3 separate regions of the Homo sapiens genome follow, and all the other regions are linked to region 1. A link is a loop called in an ENCODE intact Hi-C map of the cell type or tissue named here. Cell type or tissue: adrenal gland. All regions are shown on one strand. Region 1 has its middle 11 kb from the start of LTO1. Region 2 has its middle 69 kb from the start of FGF3. Region 3 has its middle 18 kb from the start of FGF3.

Region 1 (2,500 bases):
TCACTGTGTAGCCCAGGCTGGAGGGCAATGGTGCAGTCTTGGCTCACTGCAACCTCTGCCCCCTGGGTTCAAGTGATTCTGCTGCCTCAGCCTCCCAAGTAGCTGGGATTAAAGGCATCCACCACCACACCCTGCTAATTTTTGTATTTTTGCTAGAGACGGGGTTTCACTATGTTGACCAGGCAGTGGAAAGACGTAAGTGAAGTGCAGGCACCTCTAAAATCTCCCCAGAGCCTGCCAAATTACACTCTCTATTTTTTCCCAGGGAAATTTTAATGCATACCTGGGCATGGACCTGACTCATCGGCACCACGTATACTCACCTTACTTTGGGGAAGACCGAGAATGATGGTATCGGTGCCAGGCCTTGAGTTTTCCCTGCCACCGACACCTGCCGGGGCTGGGAGCCCCACCTGTCTCAGAGTCCTGCCTTCCCCAGACACTGGGGTTGGTGGGGTCCCCACCAGGCATGGGAGGCTCAAGGCAGGTTCGGGGTGAAGTGGGGGCCCCCTTCCTTGTCAGCTGTCCTGCCCTGTGGTTCCTGGGGTCCCAAGTGGAGTGACTGTTGCCTGAGTGGCTGGTGGGGAGTCTAGACCTGGCTGAAGCCTGGGCCCCAATGCCAGCCCAGATGAGGAGCCTGAGACTCGGGGGACAGCCCAGGCCCAAGCAGGCTGACAAACAGAAGCACCCAGAACAGGCAGGGCTCCAAGACCTCGCTTTTCCCATCAGAGCCGGGTAACCTGTCACTGGGCCCATGTCTCCTTCTCCCCATGAGTTGTGTGGGGCCTCTGAGCAGGGACCCGGGCAGTGGGCCAGGGCCCCTCTGATCAGCCTCAGCCTAATGGGGTGGAGGAGGCAGGGGCGGGTCTGGTGGGGACTAAGGTGGGAGGGGCACCTGCCCCTAGGAGCTGTGTCTCCCAGAGCGCAGTGTCTTCCCCAGTGAGGCCCGCGATGTCCATCTCCAAAGCAGACTGCTAGGATCTTCAAGTGAGGATCTAAGAAAACAGTCCGGGCCGGGCACGGTGGCTCATCCCTGTAATCCCAGCACTTTGGGAGGCCGAGAAGGGCGGATCACCTGAGGTCAGGAGTTCGAGACCAGCTGGCCAACATCATGAAACCCCCTATCTCTACTAAAAATACAAAAATTAGCCAGGAGTTGTGGTATGCACCTGTAATTCCAGCTACTCGGGAGACTGAGGCAGGAGAATCGCTTGAACCCGGGAGGTGGAGGTTGCAGTGAGCCAAGATCACGCCACTGCACTCCAGCCTGGGCAATAAGAGCAAAACTCGGTCTCAAAAAAAAAAGAAAAGAAAAGAAAAAGAAAAAGTAAACGGTCCGATCTCCCGTAGGTCTGATTATCAGGATGACATCTGGCTGGGGCAGTGGAGATTCAGAAGAGAATTCTAGCGGCCGCAGGGACACCGTCCCAGAGCGGCGAAGAGAGGGCCCGGGAGGGAGGCGGCTCTGCGGCTCCCCGGAGGAGCGGGGCCGTCCGCGGCGCAATGGCGGCCCCCGGTGGCGGTGACTGGAATGGGCCCCGCGCAAGGCCGAGGGTCAGGGAGTGCAGGGCGCGGTCTGCAAGGTGCCTTCGGTGCCCCTTTACCCGCGCGGGGCCGGGGACTCGGAAGCCGCGAGGTTGCCCTGAGAGCACCCAGCAGCTGCTCGCTCACGCTCGCCCCTCCCGCAGTCTGATCTGATGGTTGACTAGCTGCCCTCCACCCTGCCCCCTGCAACTTTTGCAGACAAGCCCCCAGGAAGCAAAAGAACATCGGCTACACACAAACATCAACAAAGCCCCTACTGTGTGTGCCTGGACCTCAGCAAAGGGCAAGGGAGAGGCAGGCTCCATCACCTCCACAACTTCCTGTTCCTGTATTCGAATTTATGTTCACTATATTTATCTATCAATACATTTCTTCTGTTTCCTATATGCAAGTATTCATCCTCATGTCGATCCTGAAAACGGGGTACCAACATCACTCCCATTTTACAGATGAGCAAACTGAGGTGCAGGAACGTGAATTTCACTAACGCTGTCAAGAAACGTTTGGAATTTGGCAGGGCACAGTGGCTCACGCCTGTAGCCCTAGCACTTTGGGAGGCCAAGGTGGGTGGATCACTTGAGCCCAGGAATTCGAAACCCCATCTTTACCAAAAAATATAAAAATTATCCAGGTGTGGTGGCATGCACCTGTAGTCCCAGATACTTGGGAGGCTGAGGTGGGAGGATCGCTTGAGCCTAGGAGGCAGAGGTTGCAGTAAGCCGTGATCGTGCCACTGCCTTCCAGCCTGGGCGACAGAACGCGACTCTGTCTTAAAACAAACCAAAAACCAAAAAAAACATGTGGAGTGGTGGAGACTGCATCTCAGAAGCCAAAAATCCCTGGCTTCCTGGACCAGCACAGCCCACTGACCAGAGGTGGACATGGGAAGGCGGGTAAGGAGAACTGCTCACCCTTTATTGCACCGGACTTCATGCCAGAGACCCCATACTGGGCA
Region 2 (2,500 bases), 200 kb before region 1:
GCTTCCTGTGGACCAGGCACTTTGCATGGATTATATTTCCTTTGTTCCCTAAAACAACTCGGAGATAAATTCTATTGTAATTCCCATTTTACAGAGAAGGACACTGAGAGGGGAGGTGACTTGCCTCAGGGGACCCATTCAGGGAGTGCAGAACCAGGATCTGGCCCCAGTGGCCTGTCTCAGAGCTGGGTCCTTACCTGTGCCCTGCCAGGCGAGTGATCTGAATGGGCAGGTGGGGAGAAATCCCGTGCCTCGATTTCCACTAGGAAAGTGTCTTGGTTTTCTGTTCACTGAATGGTTACGAGCCCTTGTCCCTGCAGGCTGGGGGCCAGGGAGGAAGGCTGAGGACCAGGTGGGGAACAGTCTATGTCTCAGAGCTGAGGCTTTCATAGGGGAAGGGGATTCTCGGGGAGGTGAGGGGTGCTGGGTGCTGATGGGAGCTCTGGGGGCACTGCCCAGATCCCCTGGGCTCTTAAGATAAAGTTGAGGGGTCAGAAGGTCCAAGCAGGGCCTGAGATCTCATGTCACTCCGAAGCTTCCAGCAAGGGAGACCCTGGTGGCAATTTCCCAGCGGGTCTCTAAGCCAGAGATACCCAGGAGGCTTTGCTTTCCGGTTTGATATGGGGGCAGCCCAGTCTATTCATGGATGCCCCAGGCTAAGGGGCGTGGCTCTAGACACACATGGATCTGGGCTCTCGAGCATCAGTGTAATAACCTCATTTCTTGAATGAGGTGAGTAAAGCCCAGGACAGAAGGAGGCTCCCAGAGTCCCCAGCAGAGCCAGACTCAGGGCCCTGGTCACCCTTGGCTGGCCAGGACCCAGCACAGGGGCCGTGGAGGTAGGGAAAGCCGCTGGTCCAGAGCATCCCGACCTCCCCCGAATAAAAGGGGTGGCTTTGGTACTGCCTGAGAGTTACAGTTGACTCAGCCCACCTTGGAAGCCAGGTTCTAGGAAAAACCCCTCCCTAAGGAAGAAGGATGCCAGCTGCCTTCAGCCTGGTCCCACTGCCACCACAAGATGGCGCTGTTTTGCGGGGTTTTTGTTTCTGTTTACAACCTGAGCACACTGACCTGGTCTTTCCCACCTTTGATGTTCTTGGGTTTATGGCACTGAAGGTAATTCTGTCGTCCTGGTGCAGAGGGCAGAAGATGCCTTCTTGTAGGGTGCATGCACATGTGTGATCATGTGTCCACGTGTGTGATCATGCGTGCAGGTGCATGTGTGTGCATATGTACCTGTGTGAATCTTGGTATGCATGGCATATGCTCTTGTGTGTTTGTGTATGTCTTTGCCTTGTGTGTGCATGTGTGCATACATGTGAATATGTGTGTTATATGCTCCCATGTGTGCAGGAGTGTGTATATTTGTAGCACTGTGTATGCTCATGTGTGAGCCTGTGCTCATGGACATATGTGTACCTTTGTGTCAGTAGGTATTGTATGCGTGTGTATGTATATGTACATGTGTGTTTGCCTGCAAGGTACATGTGTGCGCCAGTGTGTGCACATGTGTATATTTTGGGCTGTGTGGGGATGTGTGCAGAGGCACATGTGTATGCCTTTTTGCGTGCATGGTGTGCACGTATGTCTGTGTGTGTGTCTGCTGGACAGCAAGAAGGAGCAAGGTCCATCTCCTGTCCTCAGTGGTCCCTCCCCTCCTCTCTTTCTTGGCTAATGTGGCTCAGAGCCTGCATCGGCAGGCGAAAGCTGGGCCTGGCTGGGGGCACCTCCGGGCGCTGCTCCATGCCGCCCTATGGCCACTTGCACCTGGATGCAGGAGCACTGTCTGCTATTTGTCTCCCTTACTGTACTCTGAGCTCCTGGAGGCCAGGTCTGGGTGGTGCTCAACCAGGGCTCCCCAGGTTTGGGCACAGGACCTGGCCTAGAGTAAGAAGTTCGCTAGAGACCAATCAGGTTTCTAGGCCGAATACCGAGGGTCCAGTTGTCAGAAATATCTGAGAGTTCATTTAATTCGCTCGACAGTCCTCTGAGGCAGGCTGCATAATTATTCCATCTTGTGATGAAGAAACAAAGGCACAGAGAAGTTAAGTGACTCACCCAAAACCACCAGCTATGAACAGGCAGAACCAGCGTCCAGCCCAGGTTTGAATCGATGTTTGTGGGTTGAGATGAATAAATTATTCCATTGGCCTGAATATATATTTTTAGCAGGAGGTGCTTTATCTGCATTTTGTTACAGGGATCATAAACCCTCTGTGCCCAGAGCAGGAGGCCATAGGCAGTCCTGCTCAAATGCCTCTTCCTCCAGGAAGCCTACCTGACCTCTCTCAGAGAAAATTTCTGATTCTCTGTGTTCCTGCAGACTTCAGGTTTCCACTTGGAGGTCCTAAGGTGCATAAATTCTTTCCAACCCTGTGAGCAAGAAGCCAGGGTTTTGGGGAGCCACTGAGGATCTGAAGAAATCTGATAAAAGCTCCAGATGCTGGGATCATGTAGGTGTGCACAGAAATCATCCCCAGTTTGAGAGGGTTCACTGACA
Region 3 (2,500 bases), 120 kb before region 1:
CACCTTTTGCAGATGAGAAAACTGAGGCTTAGAGATATGAAGCAATTGTCTCAAGGTCACACAGCCAGTGAAGGACATGTCAGGGCTGATTCCAAGATCTCTCAGGCTCCAAAGTTTATATTACATGGAGCCCAAGGAGGGGAGCAAGAACAGGAAGTCGCCAAGAAGTGAGAAGTGGGAAAATAGTGTGGCAGTTCTGAAACTGCAGAACAGAGAGTTACACATGACCCAGCAATTCCACTCCTAGGTATATGCCCCAGAGAAGTGCAAACTCACGTCCACACAAAAACCCGTATACTAATGTTTCTAGCAGCATTATTCATCATAGCCAATGCGTGGCAACAACCCAAATGCCCACCAAGTGATTAATGGATAAATACAACGTATCCACTGTCTACTGTAGATAGCATATACGATGCTATATGTATACAGTGCTATGGCCTAGGATGAAACGGTGTTCACAGACAAAAGGAATGAAGTGCTGAAACGTCTTACACCCCCTCAAGGCATGAACTTGGAGGGCCAGGTGCTAAGTGAAGGAAGCCAGACCAAAGGGACACACTTACGATTCCATTCCTATGAAATGTCCAGAATAGGCAAACCCATAGAGATGGGAAGTAGATTAGTGGCTTCCAGGGGCTGATGGGGAAAGTGGAGAGACTGCTCATTGGTATGGGGTTTCTTTTGGGATGATGAAAATGTTCTGGAATAGATGGTGGTGATGGTCACCATCACACTGTGAATACAAATAATGAATTGTACTCCTTAAACAGGTGGATTGTATGGTATGTGAATGATATCACATATGAATGATACCTCAATGAATCTGCTGGCACAGCCACGTGGTCTGCAGGTCTTTCTAGGAGAATGGGGTTGGGCAGGCCCTCCCCACCCTTGGGGACAATTTGGGGTATAGGAGGTGGGGGCTGGGTGGTCCCAGGTGGTCTGGGAGGGCACCCCTGCATGCAGTACTGAGGCCTACCAGCAGATGGCAGCGACCTCAGGGACAAGCTTCAGGTGTAGCAGAGTTGGCTGAGGACACCTCGCCGGGTCTTTCCATTCATCCATCTTTCCACCTGGTGGGCAATGGCGCCTCTCTGCCGGTGACATGCTTGTGGCGACTGCTGATTCACCCTGGTCAGGCGGTCAGGGAGGAGTCAGGACAGACCGTGCCTGGGCATCCCGGCATGCCCCAATGGCACACGGAAGGCAGAGGGCCCCCTCCCCAGGCACAAGGGCCAGGCTTGGCACGGAAGAGGAGGCAGTGGGCCTGGGGCCTGGGTAGGGTATGCAGCAGGCGCTCATCCTTGCCACTGGAGGAAGGATGGACAGCAGAGCTATACAAAATGATGATGATGATGATGATGACAATGTTGGGGGGAGAGGGAGAAGGGGAGCATTTAGTGGGTGCCTTTCCCACCTGGCGCCATGTTGCTTTGACTCCACCTCAGCTCTCTGAGTTGAGTTCTAATTCTCCCCATATGATAGGTGAGTCAGAGAAGAAAGGCTTTCCCGAGGCCACACAGCTTCCAAGAACTGGAGCCAAATTCAAACCCAGCTGCCCGGCTGGTCTTGGGCCCAGGTGGTCTTAACGGGATCTTGATTCCTTGATTCCATGTTTTTCGTCTTAGGGTGTGTGTGTGTGTGTGTGTGTGTGTGTGTGTGTGTGTGTGTGTGAGACATAGAGCGAGACTGTCACTCAGGCTGGAGTGCAGTGGCACCATCTCACTTCACTGCAGCCTCCGCCTCCTGGGTTCAAGCGATTCTCATGCCTCAGCCTCCCGAGTAGCTGGGATTACAGGCCCATGGTAGAGACGGGGTTTCGCCATGTTGTCCAGGCTGGTCTCGAACTCCTGACTTCAAGTCATCCACCCGCCTCGGCATCCCAAAGTGCTGGGATTACAGGCGTGAACCACTGCGCTCGGCTTGTCTTAGGGTTCTTGATTTAAACCAGTGGTTCTTGAAATTTGCATTTCAGGCCCCACCCCAGATCTGCTGAACCAGAACCCTGATGATGATGCCCAGTAATCAGTGTGTTTCAAGCCCTCCAGGTAGTTTGGATGCCCTAGAATTTAGGAACCCCCGATTTAAAGGGGCATCCCCATGGGTTGCTAATGCCGACTGAGTTAGCGTACAAAGTGCTCTGCAATGGCTGGGTGCTTTTCACCCATCATCCACTGAATTCACCCAGTGACCCTGCAAGGATGGCCATTATGATTCCCATTTTACAGGTCGGGAGACTGAGGCCCAGGGGTAAAGCCTGAAGTCCCTAGCTGGGAGAGATGAGCTTAGACAGGAGGCTGGGTCTGAGAGGCCACTGTGCACCAGGCATAGTGACTGTCACCCCCAACATACACACATTCTCTACAGAGTGGGGGTTCCGGGGAAGGCATTGCCACTGAAATATGGGCATCACTGTCTGGGGACACCTCAGGCCTTGTGTATGAGAAAGACAGGCCAGAGTGGGAGTGGAGGGTCACGGTCCGCTTGAGGCTCGCCA

The links. A loop is a pair of places that touch in the nucleus more often than their neighbours do. Peaks named below come from ENCODE experiments on the same cell type or tissue, not always from the same donor. Only the 100,000 strongest peaks of a DNase experiment are listed, where the experiment ranks them.
Region 2: a loop joins it to region 1, with 6 times the contacts of the local background. A loop is called at or near these places in 82 of 110 quality-filtered maps.
Region 3: a loop joins it to region 1, with 4 times the contacts of the local background. A loop is called at or near these places in 21 of 110 quality-filtered maps.

The regions. Positions count from the first base shown.
Region 1 is chr11:69,685,052-69,687,551 of GRCh38, reverse strand. No RefSeq gene overlaps it. Among named protein-coding and RNA genes, the nearest start is that of LTO1, 11 kb to the right of the region's middle. RefSeq lists silencers at 1,450-1,620, 1,393-1,642. In adrenal gland, CTCF peaks have their summits at 1,311 and 1,526 (motif pointing left); a DNase peak (open chromatin) is centred at 1,501.
Region 2 is chr11:69,887,253-69,889,752 of GRCh38, reverse strand. No RefSeq gene overlaps it. Among named protein-coding and RNA genes, the nearest start is that of FGF3, 69 kb to the right of the region's middle. RefSeq lists an enhancer at 858-1,152. In adrenal gland, CTCF peaks have their summits at 805 and 1,006 (motif pointing right); a DNase peak (open chromatin) is centred at 1,022.
Region 3 is chr11:69,800,209-69,802,708 of GRCh38, reverse strand. No RefSeq gene overlaps it. Among named protein-coding and RNA genes, the nearest start is that of FGF3, 18 kb to the left of the region's middle. RefSeq lists an enhancer at 1,209-1,739. In adrenal gland, a CTCF peak has its summit at 948 (motif pointing right); no DNase peak of the experiment used is centred here.